2 separate regions of the Mus musculus genome follow, and region 1 is linked to region 2. The links are chromatin loops, found by intact Hi-C in ENCODE. Cell type or tissue: heart. All regions are shown on one strand. Each heading gives the region's core, and the rest is flanking DNA. Links, peaks and the distances in the headings are about the cores only. Region 1 has its middle 30 kb from the start of Gm39319. Region 2 overlaps Clmp (CXADR-like membrane protein).

Evidence for each region. Peaks named below come from ENCODE experiments on the same cell type or tissue, not always from the same donor. Only the 100,000 strongest peaks of a DNase experiment are listed, where the experiment ranks them.
Region 1: a loop joins it to region 2, with 3 times the contacts of the local background. A loop is called at or near these places in 8 of 42 quality-filtered maps.

The regions. Positions count from the first base shown.
Region 1 is chr9:40,628,746-40,644,721 of GRCm38, forward strand. No RefSeq gene overlaps it. Among named protein-coding and RNA genes, the nearest start is that of Gm39319, 30 kb to the right of the region's middle. In heart, for the core only: a CTCF peak has its summit at 7,479 (motif pointing right); DNase peaks (open chromatin) are centred at 9,686 and 9,956; H3K4me3 peaks cover 928 bases; H3K27ac peaks cover 578 bases.
Region 2 is chr9:40,723,340-40,739,315 of GRCm38, forward strand. The region is part of intron 1 of Clmp (CXADR-like membrane protein); the gene reads left to right. Among named protein-coding and RNA genes, the nearest start is that of Clmp, 45 kb to the left of the region's middle. RefSeq lists an enhancer at 6,438-9,068. In heart, for the core only: no CTCF peak of the experiment used is centred there; a DNase peak (open chromatin) is centred at 7,622; H3K4me3 peaks cover 1,807 bases; H3K27ac peaks cover 2,511 bases.

The sequences.
Region 1 (15,976 bases), core at 3,096-11,095, 96 kb before region 2:
CACCAGTAAAACATGTGTGGGCACGCACACCTTTTTTTCCTGGTTATAACCGGCACCTGCACGGAGATCCACGCTGTGCTTTCATATGAATACAGTTGGGGAACTGACCCCAAAGGGAACTAAGTGGAGAAAGGGGCACGACCAACAGGGGGCGGGGCTTGTGTCCCATCCACAGAGTGTCTACAGTAGCAGGGTTGGGGCCCAGCCTGATATGTGGCACTTCTAATGTGTTCCGGGAGGTGTTGATGCTGTTTGTTGGACAGTAGGGTTACGTTGACAATGGTATAGGGCTCGTGCATCTACTCCTTAGCTCTGGCGTATTCAGAAATAAAGGTCCTGGGCGTGGTGGCGCTCCTTTAATCCCAGCACTCGGGAGGCAGAGGCAGACGGATTTCTGAGTTTGAGGCCAGCCTGGTCTACAGTGTGAGTTCCAGGACAGCCAGGGCTACACAGAGAAACCCTGCCTCGAAAAAAAAAAAAAAAAAAAAGGAAGAAAGAGAGAGAGGGAGGGAGGGAGGGAGGGAGGGAGGGAGGGAGGGAGGGAGGGAGGGAAGGAAGGAAGGAAGGAAGGAAGGAAGGAAGGAAGGAAGGAAGGAAGGAAGGAAGGAAGGAAGGAAGGAAGGAAGGAAGGAAGGAAGGAAGGAAGAAACCTGCCCTGAGTTGGTAAACAGAGCACTTCCTAGGGATAATTCCTGGTATCCGGATTCCTGACATCCTTACTTCCTGGGAGGTAAGCATCCTCACTTCCATTTCTCACTAGGAAAGCAAGGGCGCCAAGAGGCTATCTGAGCTGGCGAATCTTGGCGCCTGGATTTGATCTTGGTGGCAAAGTTCCTGCTGGACATTCTAGCTCCAGGGTGAAGGAGCTGGTCAACTGAAATAAAGAGGGAGAAAGTGCAAACGTAAGCGCCTCTTTTACAACAAGAAGCAAAAGGGCAAGCATTGTGGGAAAGCTTGGTAATCACAATCGGGATCGGAGGCGCACGGGAGGCTGCCCTGGTGTCCCGGGCAATGCGCAGCTCCTGAAGAGACCTCTGCGTCAAGCAGAGCCCAGCAGGCATTTGGGATGAAGTAGCTGCTCAAGTTCTGACCTGCCTCACAGAATAGAACAGTATGCATTATTTAGACCAGAATGTCCTTTCTATTTTTGTATTCGAAAAAGAGGCGTATTCATGGCAAAGGCAGGTGGTTTGGGGTTTGGGGCGGGGGGGGGGGGGTGTTAAGCTTTCAACAAACAGCTCAGAATTCCCCAAGCTCTATCTCCTTTAAATGATGAATCTAAAAAGTAGAAAAATAGATGTTAAAAAGGCCTGAGGAACTGGTTAAATTATTTCACAGCATTTAGGTTTCTGTCTCCAAATAAAAGTGTTACCTTTTTATTAGTCAGACAGTGGACATTTGGGTTCTGTGGTTTGCGGTTGGTGTGTGTGGGTAGGAGAGGATTCTATAAAAAGTAGGACATTACCAGGAGATGTAAAATAATCTCAATATACAAAATAGATGTATAGCAGTCTTGTCTTGGGGAATAAACAGACCTTTCTTATTAGCCAGAGTCAACAAGAAAAAAAAAGTCAGATTCCAATGTTCTATGCTACACATGGTTTAATTCGATGTACAGACATGTCTCTATACAATTCAGGCATTACCTTTAAGAGACTTATAATTTAAGCCTTGCGACATACCTGCAGTCTCATCATTTGGAAGGAGGAGACAGAAGGATAATAAGTTAGAGTCTCAGCTGGGCTACATAGGAAAACCCTGTCAAAGGAGAGAAGGGAGGAAAGGGAGGGAGGAACTTAATCTGGAAAGCAAGACAGATACACTAGTCACTACGCAGCCATAGCCCAGCTAGGAGGTGGAAGAACTACTTCCTGCTCCCTAGGCCCTCTCACAGGACTCTTCCAACCTGTGTTGTGTCCCCAATTCTGTCATTTAACTCCAACTCTCCCCATGAATGTGCCGTACCCCCAACTCCAACTTATCCAACGACACACTGCTACCAGGCTCATCTTCCTAGCTCAAAGGCAGGCACACTGGATGCTCAAGCTCCAAGTCTTTGTGTGAATTTTGCTTAACCACAAACCTGATGCTGTGTCCTGCACAGCTCTGCAGTAAACCACTGCATCAACAGTAACACAGCTCCTCCATCCAGCATCCATCCAGCTGACATAGGGATTATCTCAGCCATGCTGCACTCTGACCCACATGTACACCAGAGCCTTCACTCAGCCCCTCCAGCAGGGTCTGGGCTGTGATACCCTGAGAGAGTATAGACTTTATTTTGTCTGCATCACTGTGATTCCTTAAGATTAGAAACTGTGTGTTGATTCCCTGGATAAGTCCAGTTCTCTCTGACTGCGATATCATTAAATATATCAAGCTTTGTTGACAACAGTCCACAGCTGAGTCCATCCACATAGACTTGAGTGTTCAGAAGCGTATTGGAGCCTTAAAGAGTGACTGGAGGGCTGGAGAGATGACTCAGCAGTTAAGAGCACTGACTGCTCTTCCGAAGGTCCTGCAGAAGCAATGTGACCATCTGCTTCCTCAAGCTCCTGCTGCAGTGAGCCATGGTACCCAGGAACTGAGACCAAAACAAACCCTTCACCGGAAGTGACTTTTGTGAGCTATTTTCTCTCCATTATGTAACATGACCACTTGATTAGAGAGGAGGAGTAACTGCAGAAGTGAGAGGGGGGGGCGGTGAATCTGCTACCCAGGGGGGGCACAGTGAGGGCAGGTACTGGCGCACAGAGGAAGGGGAATTCTGGTGAGTATGTGAGGAAGTTTTCACAGAAATGGTAGCATCGGACTGGTACTTTAAAATAAGAACTAGGCATAAGGAGAGAACAGGTAACGCGAACCCCAAGCAAACAAGTTTCAATCAGTGATCCGTATCCGAGTTTCCAGGTAAGGCTCTCACGCATGCGCAGTGAGCAGGGATATGGCGTCACCCCAGGCTCAGGTGATTTCATCAAAACCCTCCTTACATCAGCCTCACACACCACTGTCCTGAAGCAATACAGTACTAAACACTAAGCCAGCCAAGCCAAGTAAGTCTGGGGTTATGAATGTCTGATTGGTCAAAACTGAGTCGGGTGTATCGAGCTGGGTGCTAGGACTTTGGAAGAGACAAGTTTAAGATTGGATCTTTGAGTTCAAAAAGCTAAACCGTCCGGCTGGAGAGATGGCTCAGTGGTTAAGAGCACTGACTGCTCTTCCGAAGGTCCTGAGTTCAAATCCCAGCAACCACACGGTGGCTCACAACCATCTGTAAAGAGGTCTGATGACCTCTTCTGGTGTGTCTGAAGACAGCTACAGTGTACTTAGATACAATAATAAATAAATCTTTAGGTCCGAGTGAGTGAGGTCGACCGGAGAGAGCCAAGTTCCTGAATTCAGATTCCCAGCAACCACATGATGGTTCACAACCATCAGTATAGCTACACTGTACTCATATACATTCAATAAATAAATTGATAAATAAATAAATAAATCTTTTTTTAAAAAAGCTAAACCATCTATTCTACTAAATGACTAAGGCATTTAAAAATTTGAATAAGGCCGGGCGTGGTGGCTCATGCCTTTAATCCCAGCACTTGGGAGGCAGAGGCAGGTGGATCTCTGAGTTCGAGGCCAGCCTGGTCTACAGAGTGAGTTCCAGGACAGCCAGGGCTACACAGAGAAACCCTGTCTCAGGAAAAAAAGAAAAAAAAATTGACTATAATTGCAGTAGCAGTATAGTCAGTGCTAAGTTACATTCTTTTGATTGTGTGACACAAAAGTGTTTAAGAGGGTGAAGAATTAGTAGGGACACCGGTGTTTGGTTGTGGTACCATCACAGAAAATGCCACGAGACTGTGCACAAAACACCAATCCCCTCCAATAAGCACCCTGGATCAATCTCAGTGCACTACCACAAAAGGAAGAGAGAGAAGGCAGGGGGAGGACATTAAAGTAGAAAGGAAAATGAGTTAAGGAGAAAAGGTTCAGCTGCAGGAGGGAGACAAGAATGGTTAACTGAGGTGTATGGTGGCTTGAATAAAAAATATCCCCCACCCCCACCCCCACCTGGGCCCCCGTAGGCTCAGAAATTTGAACATTTGTTCCTAGTTTGTGTACTGGTTGTGGAAATGTAGGAGGGGGTGACCTTGGTGGAGGAAATACATCACGGGGGGGGGGGGGGGGGCGGGTGCTGAGCTTTAAGAGTTTAAAAGCAGGCTGGGGAGATGGCTCAGCAGTTAAGAGCACTGACTGCTTTTTTGAAGGTCCTGAGTTCAAATCCCAGCAACTGCATGGTGGCTTACAACCATCTGTAAGGAGATCTGACGCCCTCTTCTGGTGTGTCTGAAGACAGCTACAGTGTACTTATATATAATAAATAAATAAATCTTTTGTTTTGTTTTTGGGTTTTTTGGGGGTTTTTTTGGTTGTTGTTGTTTTGTTTTGTTTGTTTGTTTGTTTTTTGGTTTTTTTGTTTGTTTGTTTGTTTGGTTTGGTTTGGTTTGGTTTTGGTTTTTCGAGACAGGGTTTCTCTGTGTAGCCCTGGCCGTCCTGGAACTCACTTTGTAGACCAGGCTGGCCTCGAACTCAGAAATCCTCCTGCTTCTGCCTCCCAAGTGCTGGGATTAAAGGCATGTGCCACCACGCCCAGCATAAATCTTTTTTTTTTTTAATAAGTGTTTAAAAGCGTCACCTGGGCTGGAGAAATGGCTCAGCGGTTAAAAGCACTAACTGCTCTTCCGAAGGTCCTGAATTCAATTCCGGGCAACCACATGGTGGCTCACAACCATCGAGATCTGGCACCCACTTCTGGTGTGTCTGAAGACAGCTACAGTGTACTTACATATAATAATAAATAAATCTAAAAAAAAAAGCGTCACCTCAACTCTCGTTTGCTATTAAAAGCGTGAGTCCTCTGCTTTTTTTCCTTGCCACCATGTCTGCTGCATGTCTCTGTCCCACCATGACAGACTCTTCTCTCTCTGGAAGGGTAAGCCAAAATAAACTCCTCTATAAGTTTCCCTGAGGGTGGACTTTTACCATAGCGACAGAAAAGTACCTAATACAGGTGAAAATGACCAAAGCACACTATACTCATGGATGAAAGTGTAGGAATAAAACCCATTACTTTGTATAGTCTATGCTGATGAGTACAAATGATGACTTGGGCTGGTTTTGACCAAGTTTCTCTTTTCATGATACAGCTTCCACCACACATGGTAAATCTCTGGTGTTCCAGACAGTTGGGGTTCTAACTTGAAACCTCTAAGAAGGAGACCAATTTCTAGGCCAGGAAGGAGGTCTCTAAGCTGGGTAGTTTTATATCAATTTCACACAAGATGGAGTCATTTGAGAGGAAAGAACCTCAGTTGATAAAATGCTTCCTCTAGCTTGTCCTATGGGAAGCCTATGGGGTGGTTTGTTTTTGGTTTTGTTTTTTAGGGCCCAACTTACTATGGGGAATGCCACCCCCAGGTCCTGGGTTCTATAAGAAAGCAGACTGAGTAAGCCACAAGAGAAAGCCAGTAAGCAACATTCCTCCATGGCCTCCCCAGCAGCTCCTGCCTCCAGGTTTCTGCCTTGAGTTCCTGTCCTGACTTTCCTGGATGATGGATTACAAGGCACAACGTAAAGCAGAAATGGTGCACACATCTTTAATCCCAGGACTTTGGAGGCAGAAGCAGGCAGATCTCCGTGAGTTTGAGGCCAGCCTGGTCTACAGAGTTCTGGGACAGCCAGCATATAGACGTCCTGTCCTGCCCCACCCCTCCCACAGACTTTATTCTTCAGATTGCTTTTGGCCATGGTGTTTATCATAGCAGTAGAAACTTTAAGAAGATAGACCCTGACCTGGCAGCAGGGTTGCAGGAGGAACTGCTGATACCACAGTCTTACCAGATTCCATTCATGCTGAGACCCACTACGTGAAAGACGCCCTGTCGATTTTCGGGATGTTAAAAGCAATAGACACAGTCACACAGTGAAGGGAGACGAGACTCACAGAGCTGAGTCAGGGCATTCATGAGGCAGCTTCTAATTTTTTTCCTGATTAGAAAAACCCACAAGAACCATTCTGCCACAGAAGCAGATGTTTCATGCTGCCATTTAAAAGTCTGTCTGAAGTCATACAAACATCGTTTTTAACAGTTCCAAAAATGTTTCAGCAACACCAAATTTGTCTGTAAGAACTCCCTCCCACAAAGCCCTCTTCAATATCTCTGATGCATGGGAATTTGACAACCCAGCCCATCTCCTTCCTAGATGAATAGCAGTGGAGGTCAGGGGTGAATGGGGGCTTCTCTGTCCAGGGAGCAGGAATCAGAGCCACAAGGCATCACTTCACTTCGTGAATCACCAACTCCAGCGTCTCACAGCAACTGGCCATTTCCACAACTTAGCCCACTCCAGCTCCATCAGCCCAAACCCATTCCTTCAACAGTTCTGGAAGTCAAAAGGCAGTGAAGGGAAAATCTCTTGTGACTCCTAACATCCAAGTACTAGCCAGGGCAGAACATGTTTAGCTTCTAGGATTGGCGCATTCAGGCTGGTAGGGCTTGAAGATCCACTTACATGGGCATGCATATTTGGAACTTGTATCCTTTGGTATCTGAAGAAAATTGTTTGTTTGTTTGTTTGTTGTGGTTTTGGTTTGGTTTGGTTTTGGTTTTTTGAGGCAGAGTCTCTCTCTAGAGTCCTTGCTGACCTGGAACAGATATGTAGACCAAGCTGGCCTTGAACTCAGAAATCCACCTCTCGAGTGATGGGATTAAAGGAACTTTCCACCATGCTTGGCCTTAGGGCCCAAAAAGAAAACTTTTGTTCTTTTCCTGCTCTACAGGAAAACAGTAGATTCAACCCCAACGAGGCACAGTCCACAGATCTATGAAAAATAAGGTGAACCGGCTTAAAGGGGAAAAAAGAGGAAGGACAAATCGAGGCTGAAGTTACTTTGAGTTGTAAATGTGAGCTCTGTTCTCTGGATTCATCTGGTTTCCCTGGGGGGCGCTGGGGTCCGGCCCTGCAGCTGAGGAGTGCTTCAGAGAGCACAAGGTGAAGTCATAGAGTCTCACTTACCACAGTCAGTGAGGCTCAGGTGTTATAGTTCCTGCACGGGAGTAGTGTGAACGTGAGTGTGCTGACTTGAGAAACAGAGCCCGTCTTAAGAGTCAAGGTGAGCTTTTCAATTTGGTTGGCTTTGGTCATTCACATCATAGATAGATGTTGGATATGACTGACAAATTCTCTATGAGTTTCAATAAACATAATTCTTTTGTCAGAACAAGAAGTGGAAAGACTTCGAGGCCAGCCTGGTCTACAGAGTGAGTTCCAGGACAGCCAGGGCTCCACAGAGAAACCCTGACTTGAAAAAACAAAACAAAACAAAACAAAACAAACAAACAAACAAAAAAACAATCTTTCACCGCAAAGAATGTTCCAGAATGCACTGTTGGAGCTATGACTCTGCAGTTCCATGTATGTCCACCAGGTGGTGTCAGAATCGCTTGCCACCCTGCTGGGTCCACTCTACAGGCTGTGGGTGATAGAAAAAATTTAGCAGAAGGCAAAGATGAAGTCCTTATTCCCAGGATGCTCACACTCAAAAACTTACCTGCTCACCTCTAGAAGGTACACCAGGAGGAAAAGCAAGCAACAATTTCTGCATATATTATGACTTCTGGAACCCACAGTAGCTTGTTATAAGTCATTCCTAGTGTTCACTAGACAACAGGGTAGTTAGTGTGTGCCTATAATCCCAGGACAGGAGGCACAGGATCCCATGCAGCTGGAAGCCCGCTTGAACTATCCTGGACTCTGTATCAAAAAAAAAAAAAAAAAGTGTGGAATGGGAGGGGGTGCGAAATCAAAATTTGAAAATCTTCACTGAAGAAACAAAGAAGTTAACGATGGAGCCAGACTATGACCCCAGGACAAATATGCTGAGGGATCTGAACTGGGACTTTTTTTTTTCTTGCCCCAGACCTGAAACTTCCACACATAACTGCTTCCCGGAGCACATCTGGAACATTCCAGAATGTTTCCTTGCCCCCAGCTGCTTGTATTAATGAGACCTCGTGCCGTTCTCATCCCCTGACCAGCCTTCAGGAACAAAAGCACACTGCCCTTCATTTCTCCCCAGAAGCCATGTACAGCTGAAGTAGCACTCCTCTACCCCCACCCTTTGTTTTGTTTTGTTTTGTTTTGTTTTTTTTGGTAATAATATGAAACCTTAATCCTTTTTATCTCCTTTGTTTCTTCCGGCAGTAATGGACATATGGTTGATAATATGTAACATTTAGTGTTGCAAATACTGTTAGAATCATCAACAGGGGCAAGATGGCTATTGCCATATGGCTTCCAACTTAGAAGCCCTTTGCCCAGGGTGTGGGGAAGCTGACCCATCTTTAAATACATGGGTGTGTGCTCATGTGCATGTATGCATGTGTGTTGTGTGTGTTTAGATTTCTTTATGAGTGTGGGTGTTTTACCTACATGTCCATATGTGTATCATGTGCTTGCCTAGCAATGCCCATGTTGGTCCTAGTAGGACATCAGACTCTCTGGAAATGGAGTCACAAAGGTTGTGAGCTGCCACGTTGGTGCTGGAAATACTACTAGGGTCTTCCAGAAGAGCATCAAATGCTTTTAACCACTGAGCCACCTCTCCAGTCTCCAGAGGCCTTGCCCCCACATTGGTTCATGATCATAAAAGCTAGCAGGCAGCTGTCAGAGGAGTTATGGATACAGCAGCAGCTGGCAGCACATGTATCCAAACCTGTGGGTGGGTGGGTAGCTGTCGCATCGTTTTTTTCAGATGAGGCTAACGGAATTTAAGCAGCTAATTGCTCCAAGGCCTCAGGAATGGAGAATGAAAAGCATCTACAGAGAATCCCAAGAAGGTAGCCAGTCTCTGGTGCTGCCTTCCAGAGACTGCATCTCTCACCTGCAACCTGAGACAACCATCAGAAGCAAAGTCAAAATAGGACTGGGGGGCGTGGCTCAGCTGGTAAAGCTCCTTTACAGAGGCATAAAGACTAAGCTTGGTCCCCAGCACTTAAAAAACTAGGCACGGTGACCTGCCCCTCTCATCTCAGTACTGGGGAGTCATGGCCAGGTAAACCCCTGGAGCTTACGAGCCACCCAGCCTGAATGAGCCCCTGGTCCCAGTGAGAGAGCTGTTTCATAAAACAGGATGGGTGGTTCTCAATGAGCAGAACCAGAGGTTAACCTCGGGCCTCTGTGTGAATGTACACACATGCACACACGTGCTCTCACAGACACACACACACATACACACACACAAACTAAAAAAAAAATAAAAATAAAAATAAAAAAACCCACTGAAATACTCCCTGCTTGGAGAATTGTCCCAAGCTCCTCAGGACTCAGGCTTCTATAGATGACAGATGGTCACACCTTGTCACTCTTTCCCAAGAGAACCAGAGACACAAAACCAGTGCTGTTTTTAAAAGCATAATAAGAAGGTTTTATTTAAAAAAAAAAAGTGAAAGGTTGTCAAAAAGCAGAACAAAGCTGGTCCCTGAGACAGATCAGAAACCCCTCCCCCTCCCAGAAGCCATCCCCTCCGTCTTTTCACCCTCCCCATAATTAAATCATCTTCCTCCCTGCTGTTGTCGGAGCGGCAGCCTGGTCACGTGACTGTCACTTTACAGTCCGCGGATGACACTGCTTTTGATTCTCACTCCAAGGCATAGTGACAGCTCATTTAGAATCAATCAAACATTTATTAGCAGAGGGGGAGCCAGGGGCACGGTCTCCAGTGCTGCTCTCTCCAGTTCTGTGCCACAGGCAAGGACAGAATCAAAAACTGCCTCTCGGCGGGGATCGGGAGGCAGGTGGGGGAGGGGAAATCTCCGCCTAGTCTAAGTGCCGCAGAGGGTCAAGGCCTGCGGGACCCCGCTGCCCCCGGGCTATGGATTTCATTCCCACCAATCTGATACCCTTCAATTCCCTAGAGGCTTAGAGACAATGAAAGTGAAAGATTTCATCCCAGGGAGGACTGGAGAGCCACCACAGCAGATGAGCTGTAATCATAGGTCTTAGGCCGCTGGGGCTGCTGTAGGGAGACCTTTAGACTCAAGTGACACAGCTTTATTTCTTCTAGTGGGGGGATGGGTGGCATAGGAGACTGAGTGTCAGTGGCTCCAGGGTCTGGTGAGGACTCATTCCTTAGCGATCTCTTTGTATCTTCATCAGGCATAGAGAGGGTTCACACTGTACACACACCCACAATCTCACCAGCTAAGACCACCTAAGGACACCCACTTCCTAATGCCATCACTTTGGGAGTGAGAGTTTAAACATAGGGACTTGATGGGTACTTGAACACACAAACCACAGGAACTGGAAAAAATACATTTAGAACTCATGCTTGGCCAGGCGGTGGTGGCGCTTGCCTTTGATCCCAGCACTTGGGAGGCAGAGGCAGGCAGATTTCTGAGTTCGAGACCAGCCTGGTCTACAAAGTGAGTTCAAGGACAGCCAGGGCTATACAGAGAAACCCTGTCTCAAAAAATTAATTAATTAATTAATTAATTTGAAAAAAATCAAATAATAGAACTCATTATTGAAGCCCGACTACTGAAGAAACAGGGTTATTTGACCCAAGTTACTTCCAGGCAGAAGTGCTTTAAAGCCCAGAGCATAGTATGTAAACTATAAAGAATGGAAGAGAACTGGGGGAGGGCTTTCCACAGTGAACTTTGCTCGGTGGAACTAGGAAATGCTGGAGATTGACATTGGATGTTTTCCTCAGTTGTTTCCTGTCTTCTTTGGTTGGTTGGTTGGTTTTGTTTTTGATATAAAGTCCTTCACTGATTCTCCAGCTGGCCTCTCCTCAGGGATCCACCCAACCCTGGAATTACAGATTCACACCACTGCACCAAGGTCCTGGAGCTTACACAGTAGGCCTGCAACTGACTACACTCTCCCCTCGCCACGTGTGACCTCATCTTCACGGCATAGGAAGTCTCGTGACAAGTCCCACAGCACCCTTCTGGTATGCATAGATAATCTCAAGCTCTGTGACATAGTTGAGAAAGTGAATGAGTGAAGAATAAATTGTTCAATGGACCCAATAATATCATGAGCACACTTGGGCCAAAACTAACGCTCAGTTTTCTCCCTCCGTGCCCTAGTTTCTCACATCGCAATGTGGTAAATATTGTTCTTGGCAAAGACATTAGGAAAAAAAAAGAAAAAGCTGCTGGGGTGTCCAGATGGATCTGACATAGATGACACTCCCCAGAAGGAAAGGGCTCCCAGATTGATGAGTAGGGCTCCCCTATTCACGTGGAACCAGTGGAGACTCAGCCAACATGGCTCCATCCAAATTGTTCACAGCTGAAATGAGGGAGCCTGCTAGTCTTGGTCCAGCATTCCAGGCCAGGGGACGGGAGAGCTCACAGCGTCTCTATGGCTTGCCTCACTTTCCTTGCCTCCCCCCTATAACTCCTCTTCCTTTATTCCCTTTTCTCTTCTTCCTCTTGACCTCATACTTATTATTTGGCACCACTATAATTTGATGCTAAACAACCTGCTGCCCTTTGCTAATATCAAATTTGCCTTGAGTAGTGAGGTAGCTCAGTGGCTACAGTTGCTGCCTTGTGTGAACACTGACCAGAGATCTAGCCCCAGCACTGAATGCACTGGGCATGGGGCATGTGCTTTTAATGCCAGCACTTTGGAAGCCAGAGACAGGAGGACCAGACATTCGTGGCTGAGCTGGAGAGATGGCTCAGTGGTTAAGAACATTGGCTGTTTTTCCAGAGGACCTGGGTCAATACCCAGCAGCCACAATCATCTGTAATTGTAATTCAGGGATCTGACATCCCCTTCTGGCCTCTGTGGCATGCACATGGCACGCAGACATACATGTAGGCAAAACACCCATACACCTACAATAAAAATGAGTTTAAATTTTTAAAAGGAATTTTAGACTGGAGGGATAGCTCTGGGTTAAGAGCACTCCTCACTCTTGCAGAAGACCCAGGTTCAGTTCCCAGCACCCACATGGTGGACAACCATTGGTAATTCCAATTGCAGAGGATTCAATGCCTTCTTCTGACTTCTGTAGGCATGAGGTATACGTGTGATGCATATATGTATGTGCAAGCAAAACACCCATACATGTTAAATGAAACAAATCCTTAAATTTTTAAACAAAAAGAAATTCAAGGCATTTTGTGCTATATAGCAGGCTTGAGGCCATCATGAGCTGCATGATCGTGAATATGTATATACATATGTGTATATATATAATATTATATATACAGACTATATATATATATATACAGGAGATAGATAGATAGATAGATAGATAGATAGATAGATAGATAGATAGATAGATAGATAGATATGTAGGATAGATAGATTTGTGGGATAGATAGATATGTCGGATAGAATGATAGATAGATAGATAGATAGATAGATAGATAGATAGATAGATAGATAGATAGATAGATAGATCCTTGTTACCTGTGGTCCCTGAAGACTACTACTGTCAATCCACATTCAGGATTTCATATGACTAATGCACTTAAACTTCACAATAGTGAGAACTTTGATCTCTATCTGTTCTCTCTCTCTCTCTCTCTCTCTCTCTCTCTCTCTCTCTCTCTCTCCCTCTCTCCCTCCCTCTTCTCCCTCTCCTAGTCCCTCTTCCCCCTCTCTCCTTCTCTTTCTCTCTCTTCCCCATTGCACAATCCATATTGCCCCACCCAATGTGACTCAAGTTACTCTCTTGTAAGACCTTTACCACAGACTTAGTGTTGCAGAACACTTCAGCCGCATGCATCCAGGCATCTGTTCAAAATACTGCTTGGAAAACCTGCCTCGAAGTCCCCTCTAGAGTGTGTACCTCTTTTTACTGAGTTGTAGTCATGTGGTGTTTTTTTTTTCCTCCCACAATTTAAATTGTTTCTGCTCAGAGCCTCCTGTGGCTTCCCTGTTGCTACAGGATGAAGTTCAAGTGCCCTGCATGTCATTGGAGACCCTAGAAACCTGTCCCAACTTACCCATCCACGTGTATCTGCTTCAAATAAACCATCTGCTTTTCTCCACTCCCTCCCTGCCCTCCCCTCCGTCCTTGCTTCTCCTGCAGCTCCCTTGTATTGCCTCCCCTCACTCCCCTGTACTTAGCCATCCCAAGGACCTGTTTCCCAGGACCCCAGCCCTGGATAGCACCATAAAACCACTACATCTTGGGCACCCACCTTTAGCTAGCAAACCTGCTCAGACTATCTTAACTCCTCACCGCAGTCATATTTTACAGACAAAATCCATTCTACCCTGCTGCATGCAGCCCCCAGCTGGGGACAGATAAAGCCAAGAGAACAGCAGGTGTGTCGGGTTCCTAGCTTCTCTCCATCACATCAGGTGGGCACAGGAAAGAGGAACACTGACTCACATTTCATTCACATATATGCACTCCAAACATCTCTGTGTACAGAGCAGGCACTAGAGGTGATGTGGCAGCCTAGTGTGGAAGATGGACCAGGAACCTGTGCTTAAGTAAAAACACTAGGAAAAGACATGGGTTACCTTCTTAAATTTTTCTCAATGTTTATTTTATGTGCATTGGTATTTTGCCTACATATGTGTGTATGAGGGTATCAGATCCCCTGAAACTGGAGCTACTGGCAAGTGAGCTCTCACATGGGTGCTGGGACTGAACCCAGGTCCTCTGAAAAAGCAGCCAGTGCTCTTAACTGCTGAGCCATCTCTCCAGCCCAGTGGGTTACCTTCATGACATCGAATTCTGTGTCCTTTCTCTCCTTGAGTCAATTGTCTCCACATCAGTCTGAATGTGCCTGGCTTGGGGGCCTTTGAGTCCTGGGTTAGCAGAAGCGTTGATTTGCAATAAGCAAGTTCCGATCCGGCACGTGTCAGTTACCACTGAGCTCTGGGCAGGAAGCGTCCCTGCTCTCATCCATTTTTAATGTCACAGCAAATCTAGCAGAAAAGATCCTCTCCCGATAAAGTCATCGGATCGAGGGCTTTGTTGTTTCAGCATTATTCAGCTGAGGAGAAACACAGGAGTCACTCTTGTTTGTCGCTAGTCCTGGGCTTCCTAGGGGGTTAGGACTTGGAACAAAGGACAAAGGACAGTCCTCCCTCACAACTTCCCTTTCAACCCCAGGGTTATCCAGCAAGTCGAATGTAATAAGCCCTTGAACCCTGAGGTGGCCACATTCACTGGGCCAGTCATACAGATAACCAGTTAGTTTCATGACCTGCGCCCCTCGCTTACTTCCACGCTCCTGTTGCCTCTGCGTCTGCACAGGGAGGTGACTGCTGAGTCACAGCTTGATTTCTGGGAACTGAGATGATGCTGGTGAAAGCTTTCTGTAAGTTCCTAGACGGTGAAGCCTAGAATGCCCTGTCATCAGGCAGCCTCAAAGGCCCCCTTTCCTCTGGGAAACAAAATGCAGGTCATCAGGCTTTTGAAAGAGAAAAAAATATCCATCCTCTGTAACACTACATTTTTTATGTATACAATGTAACAAGATTGTGTGCTGAAGCAGATAGGAAAATCCAGCAGACTAGAAGCAAGGTTTAAAATGCTTACAAAACAAAGGGAAATCCTCAATTTAAAAACAAACAAACAAACAAAAAACTATTTTCTTTCTCTTTTCTTTCTTTCTTTCTTTCTTTCTTTCTTTCTTTCTTTCTTTCTTTCTTTCTTTCTTCCTTTCTTTCTTTCTTTTGACACATAAGTCATGAAATACATATATACAGCTACTGTATCCTGGCTTCTAGCATGGAATTAGTAGAGAGATTCTAACCCTTCAGCCCCACAACGGTTGTTTCTGAATTCTGGGGTAACCAATTATTTCTTCCTTTGTGACCCCCTCAGGCCTGTTTTACCCACTGAGTGCCACGCCAACCATGAAAGGGTGGGTTTCACAGGAAAGAAGATTTATAAGGCAAATAATGTGAAGAAATAGAAAAGTCAACACATAAGCATCCGCCTTCCAGAGGATGCGACTCAGGAGAGTAAAGATACAGAGCAGCCTGAGACGACATCTGAGGAAGATGGGGGGATGGGGGAGGTGATGGATTGGCCTGCACTTGGTGGTGGAATTTAATGGCTCTTTATGGTATATGTGCTCAGAAACTTGCACAGACTCGAAACTGTCACCATGAGTGTGATCTCAGGACGGAGTTGGGGTTCTCTGAGGTCAACGATCAAGACATGACATCAAGAGAAAAGTTGGTTCTCTCAGCCAGATTGCGCTACCTCCAAGATCCTAAAAAAAACGAATGTAGGAAACCCTTTGGCCTGCAGCGTTGCATGTGGCACAGATGGCAAGTGCTCTGCTTAGATCTGAGGCTTCCGTTGTTGTACTGAAACCCAAGCAGCTAAAAGCAAGGGGACAAGGGGCTTTCTGAGGGTTGTCCCTTGGTTGATTTTCTTTATGCAGTATCTGAATCTTTAATGAGAACTAGTGTGTTTCGTTTCTTTTCGTTTTGTGTTGTTGTTTTGAGACAGGGTTTCTCTGTGTAGCCTGGCTATCCTGGAACTCATTCTGTAGACCAGGCTGGCCTTGAACTCACAGACTCTGTCTCCCAAGTGCTGGGATTAAAGGCATGTGCTGTAACCTCCCCCACAGCCTGAAAACAGAATGAGCAGGCTTGACTTGTTGTCATTAAGAGATCACCTGGGGTGGAGCCTGCCTCCCTATTGTTCTACCACTGCCCCTGCTGCTACCTGCTGCCTAGCTGTTCTGGAGCCCACACGTGGTCACCTGCAGCTGGACTCCAAGGATGATGCGGCGGGAATGGCCCCCCTTCTTTATAAGCTCATGTTCCTCAATATTAAAATTGAACCTTGATCAGACTATTGTCTTGGTTCCATCCTTTCTCTCGTCGCCTAGATTCCCTCTTTTCTTCCAGATTCCAAGATGCCTTCCAGGCTCGAACCCAGACATGTGAGCGGCTGGCCGGCCTCAAC
Region 2 (15,976 bases), core at 4,250-12,249:
ATTTCTGATGAGAGAAATACTACTGGCTAAAAAGATCAGTCCTCCCCAGGGGAGGCAGTAACTCCAGATGGACGCATATGCCAGGGAGCCATCTGGGAGGCCAGCTCCCACACCAGTGTGAAAGAGCAGGACTTGACTTCAAAACCAGCAGTCCTGGAAATACAACAAGATTCTAGAGCTGCCACTTGTAAACTGTGGGGACTAAGCATCTCTGAGCCTGTTTCTCCATTGTTGGGACAGCATTGACTTCAATTTAAATGGTTGTTAATTAAGTATTGAATGAGAAAATAGACTTGGCATGTCACAAATGGTTATCATCAGGTAAGTGCTAAGTGCTCCTTCCCCCCTCCAAACATGTGCCACCTGTCACTAGCCTCGCCTGTCCCTACTCCCATCTGCAGCTCTGCTGTGGCTTCACACCCTTGTGTTGTACAAACCAGGAATCTAGAAGGTCACTTAGAAAGGACTTAGATGTCAGTTAATCTAATAAGTCAACACATTTTTAACCATCAAGTCTTTTTCTGTTATTTGTTTCCCCAAGCCCCCATATTTTAAAATACCTTTAGCCACCAAATTGTGGTAATTGCATACTCACCTCCCATTCTCCCCATTAACTCATCTGTCCCTGCTCATCAGAAATTCCTATCAGTAATTGCTGGTCCATCCACCATGAGAACTGGGGCTCTAACTTGGATCCCTGATCCCAAAGCGTTTAAGCAATTCCTTAATTCTAAGTGGCCATGTGTATGTGTTATATAAACATGATCTGTTTTATGTATTTGACATCGGATGTAAAGTTCTGTCTCGTCTAACAACAACAATAACAATTAAACAAACAAACACCTTCTCAGGCTCTATTTATAGGAGCCTGCACAAACAGGCTCAACCTCCAGACATACAAATCTGAGCCTGTAAATACCATAAAGCAGGCCTATTTGGCCTCCATGTAAGGTTTTCCCAGCAACCAATATAGTTACTAGTCTGAATGTAGATAGAGGGTGAAGTCTATGTCTTTAGCTTGGCTGCAGCACACTCCCATCACAAGGAAAAACCTCAGCTTCTCGCTGATTCATAAAAGGTGCTGTAAGGACAGGGTCTAACGAAGCCTTCCTGTGGTGCCCTCCTCTGCGGAGAGGACTGAGAGGGCGGTCTTAGCATAGATCCTTATTCTGAGAAGTGGAAGGTTCCATGTTCATCTTGGGCTGGCCATCGGATTCAAGCTTGGGTAGGAAGGTCAGCATTGTGATAGGTGTCTAAACTCATTGCTTCTCCTGAAAGGATCAGAAAAGAATCAAGTAAAGAAAAGCCCAAGAATTAAAGCAAAATCTCTCCTGGTCTGTAAATGTAAAGCATTGGTGTTTAATGAGCAAGTTAAGTGGGCTAGTTAGCTAAATGTCAATAGTAAATAAGTAGTTTTATGCTGCCACTCTCTCTTCTCTCTCTCTCTCTCTCTCTCTCTCTCTCTCTCTCTCTCTCTCTCTCTCTCTCTCTCTCTCTCTCTGTGTGTGTGTGTGTGTGTGTGTGTGTGGTCCCCCCATTCAGTTTACAGTTTCTCATAAATGCTCCAGCCTGCTTTAAGCTTTATCAAAGGGCACGAGGAATGAGGATTTTGTGTTTTCCATTTGTGGCCCAAATATTAAGTGAGAGAGGTACAAATCACTGGGGGCAGGTGTAGATACAGTCCTGGTGTTGGGGCTCAGAGGCACTGATAGGAGAGAAAGGGAAGTTCAGAGGAAGAGATCAGATAGAAGTTTCAGTTGGGCCCTATCCCACAGAGATACATCTGAAACTCGGGTTTGCTCCAACCCTGCAGGCTGTTTGTGCCCGGGGAGAGGAGAGTTCAATGTTCCAGATGACTGGCAAGCTTGAATGTCATTGCTCACTGCCATGCAAAGCCCTGAAACCTTAAGCGCTCTGCGGAAGGCAGTCCGGAGTGATGCTTTAATGTCAATTACACTTAATGTCACTGTCCTTCATTCTCTTTGTCAGACATGTTTCATGGCAAGAGAGTATGATTCCTAGGGAAAAGAGAAAAAACGTTTACAAAAATAACAATGAGCTGCTTTCATGGTACTCTGCATTGGCCCAGTGACTACATCGTTTTCCAATCTGTCTCCCCACCAGGCCTAACCTCTGTGCTTAAGTCCTTTGGCTACAGATTTCGGCTAGGCAAACATATATAACATGCAACATGAAATTATGCAGGGGGCAAAATGGAAGCCAGAGGAAAACAAGAGCAGGTACTTAGCAAACATTTTCCTAATCTGAACTCTAAAGTGAATCCAAAGTAGATATCTTTAAGAGGTGCATTTGTCTGTCAGGGTTATCAGACCAAAGTGCTGTTGACTGGGTGACTTGAAGAACAGACGTTTGTATCCTTAGAATTGTGGAAGCTGTAGGTCTGAGATCAAGAGTTAGGATGGTTTCTTCCGGGACCTTCTCTCACATCTCTGCATGCTCTTCTCTGCACCATTTTGTGTCCCAATCCCTCTGTTTATTTGTCTGTGAGATTGGAGCATCCCCTTTGAGCAAGAGACTAGCTTGAGAAAATTATAAACCAAAGAACAGAGCGCCAAACTGCAGACAGACTTTCTCTTCAAATCTGGGGTTACAGTAAAACAAAAGCAATATTGTGTACATACAGCCTGGTGCAATTATTAAAATTTTTTCATAAACATTATCTCATTTTCATGGCTCTGATAGTCAATGAAGTCACCGGGGCATCATTCCAACCGTTATACGATGGTTATTGTTTGAAATTAAACTGGAAGGGATTGAAATAGCTCAATCAGCAGACTTTTAAGGACTACCATCAGGATGGTGCTACGGGCAAAGCAATCTGATGGCATTAATTATGAAGAACATTCTGTAACAGGAAGAAGCAGGAGAAAGAAGAGTTGCTAAAGATTAAATCAGAGGTGAACTGAGAAAAGGGGAAAAGACGGTGGTATTAAAGTTAAAGAACTCTGGCTGGAGAGATGGCTCAGCAGTTAAGAGGACTGATTGCTCTCCCAGAGGTCCTGAGTTCAGTTCCCAGCAACCACTGGTGGCTCACAACCATCTCTAATGGAATCCAATTCCCTTTTCTGGTGTATCTGAAGATAGCTACAGAGTACTCATATAAATAAAATAAATAATTCTTTCTTAAAAAGTTAGAAAACGTCCAACAGACATCAGATGTGCTATAGTTGATAGTAGTTCATTGATATGCTCTAAATGAAGATTCTATGAAATAAGGAAAGTGGTCCTGGTCAGGGATACACATTTGATGCTCATTAGACTTCTATATCTGGGTATAACCTAAGTGACCAGGTTCTCTCCCAACTTTGGTAGGCAGGGCCAGGAAGAGAACACCAGCTTTGTATTTGTTAAGCCTCTTACGGGCACTTGATGTATCTATACTGTAACTGTGGATCTATCTACCTGTCCTGCTGCCTGTCAACAGGGAGAGTGACAGTGTATTATTTATCCTTGCCTACTTCACAGCCTGTAAAATGCTTCAAAAGTTGGTGTGCAATAAATACCTTGGGGACAAGTAAGTGAGAGTAAACAGTCACGGAAAACAATACAAGAGTTAGGTTGAAGATGAACCTGCAAGGAAAGAGGGGTTTTATAATACACCAGTGAATTGGAAGGAAAGTCTAGAGCCAAGTCTGACGGGAAGTCACTCAACAGATCTTAACCTGTTCTAGACCTAGAAAGCTTGGGAATTGGACAACAGTCGGGCTGTGTAATGGGGACAAACCCTGAATAATCAGAGTGATGAGACAGAAAGAGGTCTGTTACTATTGTTTAACAAAGTGGACAGTGAGGGTCAGAGAGAAAGACTGGCCATAGTTACTCGTCTCACGGGGGGGGGGGGGGTGTAGGGGAGGGGACCAGGACTGGGGTCTGTATGCTTTAGTCTGCACCCAGTGTCCCTTCCACCACACAGTGACAGCAAGAGGTGCATCCTGGCCTTAGGAAACTTGATTAAAAATAGGAAGTACAGCCTAGATGCAAGATCTGCGGGACCCTGCTGAGCCCATGCTGGTGAGAGGGCTGGCTCACAGAGGCACTGAGTGAAGTGTAGAGCATCCACTGGCTTCTTTATTTTATGTACATGAGTGTGTCACCTGTATGCATGTATGTGCACTGCCAGTGTGACCTGGTGCCTGTGAAAGCCAGAAGAGGGTTTCAGATCCTCTGGGACTGGAGTTACAAGCAGTTGTGAGCTCCTACACTTTAAACCACTGAGTCACCTCTCCAGTTCCATCCATTGGTTTCTTGATATGTTGTCCCTGCATCTATGCAGAGACACCAGTAAGGAATGGAGTCACGGATGCATGTGGAATAGAGACTGCTTGTGTCTTAGGGTTTCTATTGTTGTGTTGAAACACCATGACCAAAAGCAAATTGGGGAAGGAAGGGTTTATTTGGTTTACAGTTCCACATCATAGTTCATCACTGGAGGAAGCCAGGGAAGAAACTCAAACAGGGCAGGAACCTGGAGGCAGGAGCTGGTGCAGAGGCCATGAAGAAGTACTGCTTACTTACTGGCTTGTTCCCCATGGCTTGCTCAACCTGCTTTCTTATAGAACCTAAGACCACTAACCCAGGAAGGCATCAGCCACAAGGGCTTGGGCCGTCCCTCGTCAGTTGCTAATTAAGAAAATGCAATATGGACTTGCCTACAGCGCAATCTAACGGAGGCATTTTCACAATCAGGGCTTCTCCTAGCTTGTGTCAAGTTGATGTAAAACTGGCCAGCACAGCTTGGGTTTTGTGTTTGTTTGTTTTTAATTGTTCCATGAGGGTTCATTGCTACCCTTGGCTATATATATAGTAAGTTTGAAGATGACACCCTCTTTTAAAGAAGAAAGGAGAGGAGAAAAAAGAAAGGGAAGAAAAAACAGAATCCATCTTTTTAAGAACATCACCCCCAACTGTTCCCACCTGGCTTACTTCCAGGATTCCCAAGGCTCTGGAAGCTTGCCTATAGATTGGGTCCACCCCCTCTGCCCTATAGATGTAGAAATATATCCCTGAAAAGGGGGAAATCGTGGCAAGACCCTACAAGTTGCCAAATAGCAAAACCGTCTGTAGAGTCGAGACACTCTAAGCTCCTGTCAGTTCCTGTTCTTTTATTTTTACATCTAATGTCCAGTCACTTTCTGAACCTCTTCTCCAAGGTGGCTCCCAGGGAGTTAAAAAACAAAACAAAACAAAACAAAACAAAACAACCATTTGGGATCTCAGAAGTTTGCGAAGTTTTTCTGTCATGGACCCTCTGATAAGCATCTCAGGCTTTGAAGACTTGGCCAGTTCTGTTGCAAATACTCAGCCTGACTGAGTAAAAGCCGCCGAAGACCATAATGCATTTAAATTTCATATAATTTCTCAAGTTCAAAGCAGGTCAGATGAATCTATACTAATGAAAGTTGGAATGTTGATTTGGAAGATGACTAAAACCAAGCATAGGGAGGATTTCTGGACCCGGGGATGTTATGTATCTTGATATTTTTACATAATATAGACCTGTGTAGAGAAATATGAGTGGATCTCACGCCATTTTCATGCGCCAGGAAACACTTTGATCCTCAGTCTCCCAAATGCAAAGGGCTGAGCACATTTGCTTAGAGTGTGCAAGGACTTAGGCTGAGCCCAGCACTGTGTGTGTGTGTGTGTGTGTGTGTGTGTGTGTGTGTGTGTGTGTGTGTGTGTGTGAGAGAGAGAGAGAGAGAGAGAGAGAGAGAGAGAGAGAGAGAGAGAGAGCATTCTCAGCACCAGGTCATACAAAGTGTGCGGAGGGCTGGTGGAAAGAGCTGTTGCTGTTTTGGCCCAGTAGGGCTCCCTAGCTCATCCCTCTATCATACCTGCCCCTCCTTCTCATGATACATGAGAAACTCAATCACAGAGTAAAAAGTAAGTCTTTGTTATAGTCTAGGAAAAGTATTTAAATCTATCAAGAACTGGAGCTAGAGAAAGGGCTCTGTGGTTAGAAGCATTCGCTGCTCCTGCCGTGGACCCAGGTTCAGTTCCCAGCACCCACACGGTGGCCCATGAGCATCTGTAACTGCAGATGCAGGGCATCTGAGCCCTCTTCTGACTTCCAAGAGCACTACGCAATCGACTGTGTGCATGCACTCGGGCACTTGGGCAAAAGAAAAGTTAATACATCTTTTAAAATTTACTACTGATTGTAATGACTTACAAACACGCACATACGAATACCCATTTAGTTAAATGTATAGGCTCATCTTCCCCTGTGTGCATACGCTGGTACTTGTGACCACACAGGGGAAACTATTTATAAAATTAATAACAGTTATGAGCTGGAAAGTTGGCTCAGTGGTTAAGAGCCCTACTTGTCACATAGGACCACCTCCTCGGGTACCAAGTACAAATATGTTGAGCACTTGTACACATAAAATACTAAAAGTAAATCTAAAAAATATTTTGTTGCTGGTGGTGGTACATGCCTTTAACCCCAGCACTCAGGAGACATAGACAGGCTGCTCTCTGAGTTCAAGTCCAGTCTGTTCTACAAAATGAGTTCTGGGACAACCAGGGCTATACAGAGAAACCATGTCTCAAAGAACAAAAACAACAAGAACAAAAATAATAATTATTTGAGAGGGTTGAAGGGCCTGGGTCAAGGAAGACATTAGTGTTTAGTAGTAGTAATAATAATAATAATAATAATAATAATAATAATAATAAGGCTGGAGAGATGGCTCAGCGGTTGAGAGCACTGACTGCTCTTCCGAAGGTCCTGAGTTCACATCCTAGCAACCACATGGTGGGTCACAACCATCTTTAATGAGATCTGATGTCCTCTTCTGGTGTGTCTGAAGACAGCTACAGTGTACTTACATATAGTAAATAAATAAATAAATCTAAATAATAATAATAGCAATAACAACAACAATAGAGAGCCAGGCGTGGTGGCGCACGGGAGGCAGAGGCAGGCGGATTTCTGAGTTCGAGGCCAGCCTGGTCTACAAAGTGAGTTCCAGGACAGCCAGGGCTACACAGAGAAACCCTGTCTCGAAAACAAAAACAAAAACAAAAAACCCCAACAACAATAGAGTATGTGAAACCTTCAAAAAGGCTTATAAGTGTCAATAGTACTTTGGGGTGCCTGTGTGCGCGCGCGTGTGCGTGTGCACGTGCGTAGTGGCTATCCTTGTTAAATTGACGTCACACCCACAAATACGACTCATCCCTTTTGCTGTGTCCTGGGAGGGTAATTAGGGCCTTTTTCACAACTGAGAAACCAAGAAGTTGTCTGATGCTGTCCAGTACATTTGGAAGCAGAGACCCCAGGCCTCGGGGTTTCTAATTATTTTGTTATTGGGGGAAGTGCTCCTCCCAGGATGCTTGTGGTCTAGTGCTCTCAGTCGCTCTAGCTGGAAACCCAAGGGACTAAAGAAACGCTAGAGGCTACAGCAGCAGCGGCCGCCGCCGGTCCCTGGTGTCTGCCCCCAGCTGTCGCAGACCTCCCGCACATGTGGTTTCAATCACCCAGCCTGGCGCCTTCCGCCAGCGCAGAAGCCCTGCAGCTCCGAGAGTTCTGCGACTCTTTGTTTAGGGAGGAGCCCAGCCCAGCCCGGGTGGCCACCCTCGGGAGTGGCTCTGATCTTTGCCTTGCAGATCTATAAAACTGCGGCCATGGCAGGGCAGCTCCGGGAGGGAGGCTGCAGGCTGCAGGAGGCACGGGAATTCGGGCTGCTGCAATTTGAGTCTCCAGGGATAGGAAGGCCCGCGCCCTCTCTGCAGATTCTTGCCAAATCAAACACCCAGCAGATGACCGGAGCGGGACCCTGGAGAGACCGCTGGTTCTTAGCAGATGGCCATCTCCCCAGCCTGTCTCTTACTCGGAATCTTTCCCGGTTCCTTCTTCTGTGTGGGGCACAATTTTGTGAGCTACAGAAATTGAGCTTTCTAATTTGATTTTCTAGAGAAGGATTTGAATAGAAACGCACATGGGACTCAGGAAGGTGGGCACAGACGGTTGACTTACTTGGTTTGGAAGGAGGACAAACCCTGACAGTCTAATTTAGCAGCCTGTCACGCTGGGAGCCAAAAGACGTTCTCCAGCCCGTAAGCCCAGTTCTTTTTACTGTAAGTTACTAAAAGAACCCTTTGGGTTTCACGTTGCACTCGGTATTTCTTGAACGCGGTATCCTGGGCTGCAGCCATGAAATGTTACACTGGAGGTAGAAATTTACTGCAGACTTCTTCCACAACCCCATACCTGGTCTGCATTCCTGAAATATCTGTTGCCAGGGAAACGGCGATCTCCCTTTGCGTTCTTAGTCTCATTAATAAAAGAATTTTAAAACGGACTCAGAAGGAAGCTCTAGAACAATTTTATTATTAAAGTTTGACAGAAAAACAACATGGCAAGTAAGCTGAAAGGGAACAGGGGAATAGCGGGGAAACTAGGAGTGGAAGTCAGAAAGTAAGAAAGCCCGGGTGTCAGGGAAAGCCTGTTCAGGATTTGGGCTGCTATGAAGGGAGGGGCTAAGGAAAGGGGAATCCATGTTTAAAGGAGGAGCCAGGGTTCTGAGCTCTCTGGGACATTCATTGCAGGTCTTTAGCCTTGACCACAACATCTATAGTAAACAGGCTTTATAAAACAGAGTTGGCGGTTTTTACAGGCATAACTTAATTTTTTTTTAAAGTTCATTTTATTTTTTAATTGTGTGTGTGTGTGTGTGTGTGAGTGTGTGTGTGTGAGTGTGTGTGTGTGTGTGTGTGTGTGTGTGTGTTTGCGCGCACATACGCATAGGAGTACAGACACCCACAAAGACCAAGAGAGGCCATTGGGGCCCTGAAGATGTAGTTACAAGTGATTGTGAGCTACCCAAGGTAGGTGCTGGGAACTAACCTTGAATCTTACTCACTCTTCCCTTCCCTAGACATAACTTATTTTTTAGAATATCTATATAAACAACGCAAAGATGTTTGATCATCTCCCCAGGTATTTTATTGTTATTGAGATAATTCAGAAACAGAAAATTTCAGAGGATCAAAAACAGCTCGTTGTTTAATGTGACCCTCAGATACACTGCAGCTGGTCTCCACGACACCAAACCCTCCCTCCCTCCCTCCCTGTGTGGCATCTGTCACAGTGCTAACAGCTCATATGCTAGCTTTACAGACTCAGACTTAAAGCCCCCCTGCTTTAAACCCCCATTGGCTCCTCTTGGCCTGTGTACCAAGAATGACCTAATCCCCTCAGTATGTTATTGCAAAAGAAAAAAAAAACTATTCATAATACTTGCTGGAGGTGGAAAGGAGAAGTCTTTCTAAAGGAAGTATAAAAAATTTTTAAAAATAATAATAACTTTCCTTTTACCCCTCCATGTTCTTAGCCAGGTCCCTATAACAAAAGACAGATGATCAAGAGAAAAGCATCTAAATTTAATGTCTTCTCTGACATCAGAACATTGGCAAGGAAATGAAGGCTCAAAGAAATGATTCAACCTGAGTGTTTTTATAGTGGAAAGTTGTGGGGCGAGGGGAACGAACTGGAAGGCCAGGCTGTGTGAGGCTGTTCACCGCTCCGTGTCCCTCAGCCCTTTTCTCTCTGGGTATAGGAAGGACATCTCTCCCAGAATCTGCGTGCTACAGGAGAAGATCACAGGATCCCTCTGCTTTTTCCTCCCACCCTTTCAGCTTAAAATATTCAATGTGCCAAAGTGTTATCTTTTCGGGCCCTATCCGTGGTCACTACAATGGGATTTGTAGGAGGAGAGAGAGATGGAAATGAACTTTAAATATAAAAAGAATAGATTTGCAGCCATGGAGCAGGGAGGGGAAATCGGAGGATAGAAACATTAAGAATGGGGCAATTTTTTTTTTTCTAAAACAGACCTAATAAAAGTAGAGCATGAGCCGGGCGGTGATGGTGCACGCCTTTAATCCCAGCACTCGGGAGGCAGAGGCAGGTGGATCTCTGAGTTCGAAGCCAGCCTGGTCTACAAAGTGAGTTCCAGGACAGCCAGGGCTATACAGAGAAACCCTGTCTCAAAAAACCAAAAAAAAAAAAAAAAAGTAGAGCATGGTGGTAAGCCAGATAGATCAAGAGTGGGATGTGTCATTAAAGTGACTCAGGAAGTTTCCTGCTGACATAAGTGGGTCAGCATAGCACCCAGGGTTGAGAAGAAGCAAAAGAAGGCCTTAGAGGGTTCTGACCCCGGGCTCAGTCAAGGGAAATGCTTGCCACCACACAGACCTGACCCTGTTCTACCTTTCAGCTGGATTTCTAGTGTTAACATCCTGTCCGTCCTCCAAGGAAGTCAGTGGAAATGTCTCGTCTTTCCCTGATTCCTTTAGTGATTACATATGACCTCAGGAGTCAGCCTTAGGAAATGTTGGGGAAACTGTTACATAAGAACTAGCCATCTCTACGTGGCTAGCCCATGCACTACCTCAAATAGCTTTCCTTTGTTGGTTCCCAAAGTAAACGCTGTCTTGTGAGTCCTGGGTTGCTCTGCACCCAGGATGTGGGCCTGGGTGAAGAACTGACCTGGAGACTTGGAAATCCTAGCTGGCTATTTGTGTGAACAGAAGCTCTGCCCAGCATTTGGATTCAATTCTGATTCTTTTTAAAGATGTGTTGTTTGTTTGTTTCTTGTATGAGCGTGTATGTGTGTGTGTGTGCATGTGTGAGTGTGTGTGTGTGTGTGTGTGTGTGAGTGTGTGTGTGTGTGTGTGTGTGTGTGTGTGTAGGTACCCCTGTGCCATGACACAGCATGCAGGTCAGAGGACAATTCTATGGGGCTGGTTCTCTCTCTCTCTCCACCTTTATGTGGGTTCCAGGGATTGAACTCGGGACTCCAGACTTATACCTGCTGAGATATCTCACTGCCTCGGTTTTGCACTTTGTGTGTGTGTGTGTGTGTGTGTGTGTGTGTGTGGTGGTACAGAGACTCGAACTCAGGGCTTCATGAATGCTAGGCAAGCATTTTAAAACTGAGCTATAGCCAAAAGACTTGTTCTTCTTTCTTCTGTATTTTTCCCCCAAAGAGTATCAGATAGCTCACTCACATTGGCCTCAAACCCACTATGTAGACAACAATCACCTTAAACTCCTCATCCTCCTGCCTCACCTCCTAAAAGCTGAGGTTGTAGGCACGTGCCCTCTTGTCTCTTCCCACTCCTTGGTAGAATAGCTAAGGTGTACAATGGATCGATTTAGGGTTGTTTCTTTGTTTGTTTGTTTGTGTGTTGACCTGACGATGGAGCAAAAGTAACATGCACTCAGTTGACATCCTACTTTGGTCCTGTTCTTTCCCCAGGGCTGCAAAACAAGATGACCTGTCCTTTCTCATGACTCTGAGCTGTTGCAGGGAGCCCCCATCGCAGTCAGCCACCTGACTGTGAGGACAAACTACCCTTGTTCTCTCTCCAGCCCACGATGTTTCTAAGTTCTGGTGTTTTATGGGTTAAATATGAAGGCACTAGAAATTTCTGATCTTTTCATTTAATGTGATAATTTGTCAGAAGATAGCCCTATTATAAGTCAAGAAGCATCTCTTTTCTATGGGGACAATGCTTTGTGCTTCAAACAAGAGCTATTATAGTTAATCTTTTTTCCCATTGGATATTTTCTTTATTTACATTTCCAATGTTATCCCCTTTCCTGATTCCCCCTCTGAAAAACACCCTACCCATACATACCCCCTGCTCCCTCCCCCTGCTCACCAACCTACCCACTCCCGCTTTCTGGCACAGGCATTCCCCCACACTGGGGCATAGAACCTTCACAGGACCAAGGGCCTCTCCTCCCATTGATGTCTGACTAGGCCATCCTCTGCTGCATATGCAGCTGGAGCCATGAGTCCCACCATGTGTGCTCTTTGGTTGGTGGTTTAGTCCCTGGGAGCTCTGGAGATACTGGCTAGTTCACATTTATTATAGTTAATCTGATGACAGCCATACTAATGCTCATTCGCACATATTACAATAAGCTTAGGTCAGTGAAGGATCTTAGTAAATGGCAGGGAGGACTTCAGTTTGACTCCAGTCAGCTCAGGTGACCACTGGTGTTACACTGGGTTTTCTAATTGTTTTGATTTCTTTTTAATGTTTATGTGTGTGTACATGTATTCATGTGTGTGTTGAGACATGCTGTCATGTAGTCCAGGGTAACCTTGAACTCACTATGTAGGGAAAAGTGACCTTGGCTTCCTGATCATCTCAATGGTACCTTCTAAGGGCTAGGGTTATAGTGTATCCCACCATGCCCTGCTGCTCCTAACCTCACACACATAAAATTAAAAACCAAGAAGGATTCAAAACTACCTGTAAGACTCAAAATACTCTTTCCCATATTTTTTTTGAACCATTGTGGCTTCTGGGAAATATTTCTCTATATATAATTCACAGGGGAAAGTTAACTTTCTATACCTTTTACCTTGGAGGTGAAGTTCTTCCAGAGAAGGAAATGATCACTCCAACAGTACTCTGGAGGAATGCAGATTTTTGACATTCATCTGGGAAAGGAAAACAAATCTTTCCCCCCACTGCTTACCCTGTGTACCCTGACAATGTTTAGAAACAGCTTCCACTGAGGTCTTAGACTAGTCCCCTTCCCTTTTCAACAGCTCCTTCCTTGATCTAGACTCCTTGTTCCAGAATGCTCGTCCTACACCATCTGCCTTATGCAGGAAATAGAAATGGTGCAGCTAGCTTGGGGTGTTATCAAGGTGCTATTCTCCCCAACACTTAAGAGATGTCAGCCCACATAACAAAACAAGCAGAAGAGACTTTTATTCTCCCTCTTGACTTGTCAATACCATTTTCCTCTCTGTCTCTGTCCTCCCCACCACCTCCTCTCTATGTCTATGTCTCTCTGTTTCTGTCTACACACACACACACACACACACACACACACACACACACACACACACACACACACACACACGTCATATTTGTACAGGTGTCCACACGTGTCTATGGAGGCTTGGAGGTCTTGGGTGCTATTCCTCAAGTGCCAGTATGGATTTTTGTTTGTTTGAGGTAGAGTCTCCCACTGGACTGGAACTCACCAGTTAGGCTGACTGGCCAGTGAATGCCAGGGATTCACCTGTTTTACACTCCCAGCCCTTATGGGTTTACAGTAGATACCACCACTTCCTGCTATTTCACATGCGTTTGGAGGCGGAAACTCAGGTCCTGTGCTTAACAAGGCAAGGGCTTTACCAGCTGAGTGATTTTCTCCAGCCTCCATTTTTCTCTTTAATTCACACCACTTGGATGAATAAGAATTTTGCTTCTGATTTTGTCAAACCCTGACCAGAGAGCAGGGCAGAACTCTGGAGTCTTGGTTTCCAGGGGGCCACTTCTCAGGGAGTTAGAAAAGTCTCTGGTGCAGTAAAGATGTTGGAAACTGGTCCTGGTCCACAAGAAGATGGATCATCTCAAAGCCTTGTGGGACATTTACGTCCACCTGGAATCTCCCGCTCAGAGCCCAGAGACTCTTGTTCCAGAGAGAGGGAGAGAGAGAGAGAGGGGTGGGGGGAGGGAAGGGAAGGGAAGGGAAGGGAAGGGAAGGGAAGGGAAGGGAAGGGAAGGGAAGGGAAGGGAAGGGAAGGGAAGGGAAGGGAAGGGAAGGGAAGGGAAGGGAAGGGAAGGGAAGGGAAGGGAAGGGAAGGGAAGGGAAGGGAAGGGAAGGGAAGGGAAGGGAAGGGAAGGGAAGGGAAGGGAAGGGAAGGGAAGGGAAGGGAAGGGAAGGGAAGGGAAGGGAAGGGAAGGGAAGGGAAGGGAAGGGAAGGGAAGGGAAGGGAAGGGAAGGGAAGGGAAGGGAAGGGAAAAGAGAGAGCCATGAAGTGAAGTTCTTGTAGTCTCTCGGCTCCACCCCTCGTCCCACCTCCTCTTCTCTCTAATGGTTAGTCTTTTGCACCATCTACATTCCTAGGAAGGGAGAATTACTCTCAGTCTGCTTTTGAATGTTCTTTTCTCAGAGTGGGCAGGCTTCCCTGTGGCTTAGCGGTTTCGAATGCTAAACCCAGCAGGAGATGAAATTCAGTCCTTGGCGCTGTAAGTTATATTTATTCCTCTAGTATTTCGGGGCTGGAACTTCCAAGAAAGAAAAAGGAGTGTTCAGTTAAAAGGAAGAGGTAGGAGGATTCAATGGGAAAGTAGTGTCTTCTAAAAGCAAAGACAGCATTGACAGGAAGAAACCTGGGTTCAAGCCCCAGCTTGAACCTTACCATTAGGTTCCGCTATCTAGTTGATAAGGTAACCTGACTGGATAACAAGTAATATTGAGCAGCTAGGGATCTGATCTCCAAATAGCAGATCTTGTATTCAAATGCAGGTTATACCATCCAGCTACATGTACTTAGCCATTGACTCCTCTAAGCCTTAGTATTATCATCTGTAAAATGGGAATAAAGTTTACCTATCTCATAGGGTTGTTGTAAGGATTAAATAATATCCCTGGCAGTTTTAACAGGTGCTTCATAAAGCTAGCCATCAGCATGGACATTACATGAGCAAAAGCAATCTTGCTGTTTCTGTACACCTTAAGATTTGGTGTTTTTAAAAGGTCAAATCTTTATGATTTAGTTTCATATGGACAATTATTAAATTTATTTTTTTTCTTTTCTCTTTTTACTGCCTATTTTATTGCTTGTTTGTTTGTTTTTAAATCCGACCCCTTTCTTGGTTTATTGGTAATTTCTTAAATGATGTTATCTGCATGCCTGTGCTGGTACGTGTTCCTGAGTGCAGGGCGGGGCCCTTGAAGTTCAGAAGAGGGTGTTGGATCTCATGGAGTTAGAGTTCCAGGTGATTTTGAGTCACTCAGTGTGGGTGCTGGGAACCAAACTGGGGTCCTCTGCAGAAGAGGTTAAGGTGGCTCTTAACCTTTGAGCCTCACTCGGACCCCTTAAAAGTTTGTAAACATGATGCACATGTGTTGCATTTGTTAGATGCTTTTTCTTTCTTTCTTTTATTAAAAATAAGACAAGGCTGCCAGGAACTCGCTATGTAACCCATGCTGGTCTCAAACTCACTGAAATTAGTCATCTACTTCCCAAGTGCTGAGATTAAAAATGTGTGCCACCGCGCCTGGCTGTTAAACACTTTCTTGGTTTCTGGGGAGTTGTAGCTTTTCTTCTTTCGTCTACAAATGTAGGGGATTACAGTGATCAGGTTTTATTGTTTTCTTTTGGGAATTGGATGCAGCAAGTTTATGAAGCTCACGTGACCCGAGCATCGTCATCAGTGTTGGTTGCATGAACAGATCATATTGTTTTTTCTTTGTTCCTATGTGCCTGAGGGACATTGGTCTTTTTCCTATGTCTGGTATCTTTGGCTTTAGGCTTAGAATGACAGTGACTGAAATGTGTTGAGAAAGGCTCACAGTCTTCTAGTTTCTTAAAGACCACAGAATGCGTTTCTTGGGCTAGAGAGGTTGGCTCACTGGTTAAAAGCACTTGCTGCACTTCCAGAGGATCCAGGTTCGATTTCCCGCACCCACATGGCAGCTAGCAACATCTCTAATTCCAGTTCCAGGGGATCCAGTACCCTTTTCTGACCTCAGTAAGCCTTGTATGCACTATACACACACATACACAAGCAATATAGCCCCACACATAAAATAATAAAGTAAAAATAAGTTAAAAGAAAATAGAATTGGCTTCTCTGCTACTGGCAATTTGAGCTCTATGTCTAAAGGTTGAAGAGAACACCTGTCCATTACTTCTCTCTCCCCTATGTGGTGAGGCTTACTCATCACGGTGGAAAAGCAATGATTATTCTCAAAGTGGGACAGTGTAAAGATCTCATACAAGAAGGGTGTGTCTGTCCAGCATGTATAACCAACATGTGTCAAGCCCTGATTTTGATCCTCAGCATGGGAAAAAAAATCACTGTATTCAGAGATAGAATTATATATTCATAACTTCCTACATCTTTCCCATAGAAAATTTGTCACATTTTCATAGCTAGTATTTGATTATACTTAATCTATCCT